Regions from separate parts of the Homo sapiens genome. Here region 2 is linked to region 1. The links are chromatin contacts, found by Hi-C or POLR2A ChIA-PET in ENCODE. All regions are on one chromosome and are shown on one strand. The core of a region is the stretch at or near the end of the contact, and the rest is flanking DNA. Distances in the headings are between cores, read along the strand shown. Region 1 holds the start of OS9 (OS9 endoplasmic reticulum lectin). Region 2 has its middle 19 kb from the start of CTDSP2.

Region 1 (2,814 bases), core at 87-2,586:
AGCCAGGCTGGTCTTGAGCTCCTGACCTCAAGTGATCCGCCCGTCTCGGACTCCCACAGTTTTGGGATTACAGGCGTAAGCCACCGTGCCCGGCCTATTTTTAAATTTTTTATTTTTAGTGTTTTTTCCCCTCCCTTGCAATTTATGTTTCCTCTCATTTGCTTTTCCCTTCTTGTTTGTTTCTTACTTGTATATTAAAGTCCTTCCTTAAATGTCTAATGATCTCTGGCTATTTATTTTGAAGAGTAAGAACACTAAAAAGCTGATTGGAAAGTGGAATGAGGGCTGGGGCACGTAGGCCAAAGTGTTACATGTGGAATTCATTCTAGTTATCTATATCATTAAGAGAACTCTGATAAGGGTATCTTTGGGATTTTTCGTTTTGGCTGGTGAGATTCCCCAGAGAGGGTTTTCCAAAGGTATAATCAGCCTCTTGTTTACCTTTGTTTCGTAATAAATATTCTCAAGTTTGCTAAACCAGTTAACATTCTTCTGTTTGATTTCCAGCTTCCAAAATGTTGCTGTTGTTGTCTCCTTTCCCTTTCTTACGGCCTGGAGAGTAATACATAATTTCACCTTAACTGGAAGCCCATGTATGCATGTATGTATGTATGTATGTATGTATGTATGTATGTATGTATGTACGTACTTATTTGAGACGGGGTTTCGCTGTGTTGCGCAGGCTGCACTTGAACTCCTGGGCTCAGGAGATCCTCCTGCCTCAGCCTCCGGAGTAGCTGATACCACAGGTGCGTGCCACCACGTCTGGCTGCCCGCATTATTTCTCTAGGATTTTTACTGGAGGTCATTTTACTGGAGGTCAACTGCAGGATCGTATAGGAAGGTTTTGACACAAATTTTCTGATTGCCTCAAAGCAATATGTATATATGAAAAGAGGTAAGCGTCCGTATAATAATTGTTTGTTTTGCAACAAGCATTTAATAACTTTCACCGGCACTGCGCACGCTACCTATCTGCCTCAATACTCCGCCCGGCGGTGGGCAGGATATAATGCAAGAGACGTCTGAAAAAGCAATGAGATGCGCATGACAGCTGGGCGAAGACAGAGGGCAAACTTAAAAGGACCAAGCGCATAGACCACGCCTCTGAAATTGGGGAACGAGGAGGGGTTTGATCTTGTCGATGATTGGCTGGTCTCTGACCAATCACGGACAGCGATTGATATTTCTAATCGTCGTGATCCACCTCCCCAGGACCTTGGAGCCACGTTTACAAATAGGAATAGGGTACGTGGGAGGGATAGAACGTACAGCCAATAAAATCATGTGGCGCCGATGGGCGTGTTGAGGCCGCTGCCTGGCTTAGGGCGGAAACAGATTCTCTGCATAAGAAGGGGAACGAAAGATGGCGGCGGAAACGCTGCTGTCCAGTTTGTTAGGACTGCTGCTTCTGGGACTCCTGTTACCCGCAAGTCTGACCGGCGGTGTCGGGAGCCTGAACCTGGAGGAGCTGAGTGAGATGCGTTATGGGATCGAGATCCTGCCGTTGCCTGTCATGGGAGGGCAGGTGAGAGGCGTATAAGGGGCGAGGGTCTGGGCAGAAGAGGAAGCGGGTAAGAGATAGAGGAAGAAGGGCAGCTCCGGAGTCTGGGGCTGGAGCCTACGGGGAATCGGGAAGAGTAGGTATTGCTTTTACGGTGACCCCTGGGGGTCGCAGACTGAGACCAATTCTCTGGGGGCCAGGAATTGGGAGAGGTGGGGCTTCCCGCTGTCAACCTTCAGGTCTCAGTTTATGATCGAAACACCCGGACTCCGCCCCCGTGGAGAAATGGGAGCGCCCTCTCCTCTCACCCACTAAATACAGCTGGAGGGCTTATGGCTTATTCTGTCTTCGACTGATCTCTTCCCCAGGGTTTGAAGAGGGATTTCGTTGTTCTCCCTGATCCCAGCCTTTCTTTGCTTCCTTGCCCCCCGACCCTCCCTTCTTTCCCAGAGCCAATCTTCGGACGTGGTGATTGTCTCCTCTAAGTACAAACAGCGCTATGAGTGTCGCCTGCCAGCTGGAGCTATTCACTTCCAGCGTGAAAGGGAGGAGGAAACACCTGCTTACCAAGGGCCTGGGATCCCTGAGTTGTTGAGCCCAATGAGAGATGCTCCCTGCTTGCTGAAGGTGAAAGGGACTGGGTTAGATAGAATGAGGGCTTGGAAACTAGCAGTTCATCCAAGAACTGGAGTCCACTGAATGAGGCAGGATCTAGGGGACCTGTAGTGGTTAAGAAGACCACTGGAGGAGTAGACAGATTACACGGACAGGAAAGAAGCAAAGAATCCTGCAACCACTGATGACACTTTGCTGAACGTAGGAGCAGGTTAGGATAGAAGATCTCAGAAAAGGGCTAAAGCAAGATTGAGGGTCTGCGTGGGGTAGGAGGAGTACTTCCTTAAGCCTACTTGCTAAAGTCACCCCCTGCCCTATCACTCTGCTCCAGTATCCTGTTTTATTTTCATCGTAGCACTTTTCATGATCTGAAATCATATTTACTGAATCAGTTTGTTTATTTTCGGTCTGATTCCCCGCATTAGAGTGTAAACTCCATGAGGTCAAAGAATTAATCTTGTTCACAGTTGTATTCCCAGTGGCCAGAACAGTGCCAGGAATGTTCAAGAAGTTCAATTAATATTTAATTTTGGGTTCTTCTATGTTTCCCTAATATAATTGCTTCAGGGATACCATAATTTCTTATCTTTATGGAGGGCAAATAAGGATTTAAAAAATCTTTTAAAAGGGAGGAATGGAAAGACCACAAGTGGAAAACAGACTTTAGAGATATCTCTCCAAGTCACAGAAGGAAA
Region 2 (2,814 bases), core at 183-2,682, 170 kb after region 1:
AGCCATTTTGAGACCTGTCCAGCACAAGGTTCTAGTTTTGGGGGTCCTGTCACTTAAATAAGAAAATATTGAGTGCTTGCCTTGTGCCAGTGTCTGTTTGAAGAGGCAGACCACTGTCACTTTTCTTGTATTATCTAATTCAGTCCACACAACAATTGCCTTTGGTGGGAATTTTAATTATTCCATTTTACAGTTGGAGAAACTAAGGTACAGAAAGATAAAGTCACTTATCCTTATCAAACAACTAGTAAGTAGTGGAGCCACGATTTGAACCCAAGCAGACTGCCTGCAGCATCCCTGGTCGGCACCCCTGTGCACACTGCCAAATTGTCTTATTCTAGGAATTTCCCTTCCCTGCGCCATGACATATTAAAAACTCAGCTAGAGGTCATTTTGAGCAAGGAACCCTTCTCCACCCTGCCTTTCCATGAGAGGGAGTTGGGATCCCAGAGAAGAGGAATTCCAGAAGAGGCACTGCCACTTTGGCTATTTTTCCTGCATGTTCCCCAGGCAGGGAGCGCCAGCTTTTGATTTGCCAGGTGTCTCTCTGTTCTTCTAATTAACACCAGATCCAGCCTTTAGCCAGAGCCCTGCCTATAGCTGGAATCCACCACCATGCGGCTCAGGGGCCAGTTCGCTGTGACTGCCACAGAGGACAAAGCAAGTGCTAACTCGGGGTGGAGTCTTCTGTAATGATGCTCCCTTTGCCTCATCCATAAAAAGCTCCACTCAGATCTACCTCGTTTGTGGTGGAGGCCAGGGTGGCAGAGTGTGCAGGAGAAGGCAGAATCAGGCTGAAACAGCTCCTCTTTGCCTCCCTGGATTCTTTTCCAAAATGCTGTCAGCACTGCCAGTTGGAAAATATTTTTCTCCCTCCCTTTGTCTTCTTTCTTATTAAGAAAAAAAAAAAAGCCATCTGGTGTCAAATTCACTCCTGGCACATCATAAAGGGTAGCACTAAAAATGTCCCCGAAAAACTAAAAGCAAAACCACAGTAGTACACATGGGATTTAATCTCAGCATCCTAGAATTTCAGAGTTGATAGGGCCCTCTGAGATCAAACCCTTCCTGTAGACGGGAGGAAACTGAGGCCGGGAGGGATTATGTTATTCTTTCAAAAATGTTTACTGAGCGCCTACTATGTTCAAGACACTCTTCAGGCGCCGCAGATGAATCACGAACACAACAGTGAGGCAGAAATCCCCGCCTCCTTGGAGCTTTCCGTGGGAGGTTCTTGCCTCGGCCCTCGGGCCTGCGTCTGCCGCCGTTTTTAAACGGCCCCGAAGTTGGGAGCTCTGGCTGGGCCACCTCCGGGCTGGGGGCCCGGCCTGGGGCCGCCCCTCTTTTCCCGCCCGGAGCCGCAGTGTCCAGAGGGGCGAAGTTTGCGGCCACCGCCGGCCGTGCAGTCTCCCGCGCTTCCCCCGCCGGAGCGCCGGCCCCGCATTCCTCCGGGTTGAGCAACAGCTTTTCCTCCGAGGGCGGCTGGCCGGGCAAGGCGGGGCCGCCAGCGCTGGGGCCCTCGCGGGGCGCGGCCCGAGTGTCCGGGGCCTCTGGCAGCGCCCCGGGTTTAAGTGGAGCGCGGCCGCCAGACCCTCCCCGGGGAGCCGAGCTCGGAGAGGGGGGCCGCAGAGCCCAGGCCCCAGCCTGCCCTTCCTGCAGCGCCGGCGGGATTGCCGAAAGACCAAGCGGGTGCCAGGCCTCACCCGACCTTGATGTTGGCGTTAGTCCGGGTTGACCGCCCACTCTGACGCTCTATACAGAGAGCTCCTTTGCTTCCATTTTTACTCCAATCCTGGAAATTCTTTGTCGATGAAAAGGGGACAGTTTATAGTGAACTCCAAAAGAGGGGTCCTAACCTAACCCAGCTCTTTGAATTTAAACACTTACAATAATCATATGTGTGTGTGTGTATGTGTGTGTATATATATATGTACACATACATCTGTGTACACAGACGTATGTGTATACATACATATATATGTATGCATACATGTATGTATGCATACATGTATGTATGCATAGATGTATGTGTATATATGTATGTATACATATATACACTCACACACACATATATACATACATATTTGAGACAGAGTCTTGTTCTGTCCCCCAGCCTGGAGTGCAGTGGCATGATCTCGGCTCACTGCAACCTCCGACTCCCGGGTTCAAGCAATTCTCCCACCTTAGTCTTTGAGTAGATGGGACTACAGGTGCGTGCCATGCCAGGCTAATTTTTTTATTTTTAGTAGAAACAGGGTTTCACCATGCTGGCCAGGCTGGTATTGAACTCCTGGACTCAAGTGATCTGCCTGCCTCGGCCTCCCAAAGTGCTGGGATTACAGGCATGCACCACCATGCCCCACCCTTCATATTTTTCTTTTCCTGCCTCTTAAATCTTGAGCTTAGGTCTTGAATTTTTTTAGCTTTATTTTATTTTAGTATACTTTTTATTTTGGAAAATTGTTAGATGTACATAAAAGTTGCAACAATAGTGTAGAGAATTCCCATGTACTCTTCACCCCGCTTCCCCCAAAATTAGTATCTTACCTAACCATGGTACGTTTGTCAAAATGAAGAATTAACATTGGAACAATGCTATTAACCAAACTACAGACTTTATTTGGATTTCACATGTTTCCACTCCTGTCCTTTTTGTGTTTCAGGATTCAGTCTGGGCCATCATCTTGCATTTAGGGGTTTGAAGCCTTTTAGTATGTAATCCAGATTTCATTGTGTAGAGTCTCTCCCCTTGGCAATGAGGCAGGAGGCAGAGTCCCTGGCACTGGATTGACCTCCCTGTCCTTGTCCTGATGG

The links. A loop is a pair of places that touch in the nucleus more often than their neighbours do. ChIA-PET counts read pairs that join two places held with the same protein, here RNA polymerase II (POLR2A). Pooled maps may share reads with other maps.
Region 2: a loop to region 1 is called in a pooled map, with 3 times the contacts of the local background. The contact joins the enhancer-like site here to the promoter of OS9 in region 1. A Hi-C loop is called at or near these places in 1 of 50 pooled maps. POLR2A ChIA-PET finds 5 or more read pairs at or near these places in 2 of 52 experiments (MCF 10A and activated CD4-positive, alpha-beta T cell).

The regions. Positions count from the first base shown.
Region 1 is chr12:57,692,796-57,695,609 of GRCh38, forward strand. OS9 (OS9 endoplasmic reticulum lectin) reads left to right here and starts at 1,337. Exons shown (of 15, transcript NM_006812.4): 1 at 1,337-1,528; 2 at 1,955-2,131. The coding sequence starts at 1,367. RefSeq lists enhancers at 966-1,540, 1,528-1,577.
Region 2 is chr12:57,863,964-57,866,777 of GRCh38, forward strand. No RefSeq gene overlaps it. Among named protein-coding and RNA genes, the nearest start is that of CTDSP2, 19 kb to the left of the region's middle. RefSeq lists a silencer at 1,253-1,612. Within about 2 kb of position 1,433, at least 34 of the 41 ENCODE cell types and tissues checked have a DNase peak (open chromatin) inside an H3K27ac peak, as active enhancers do.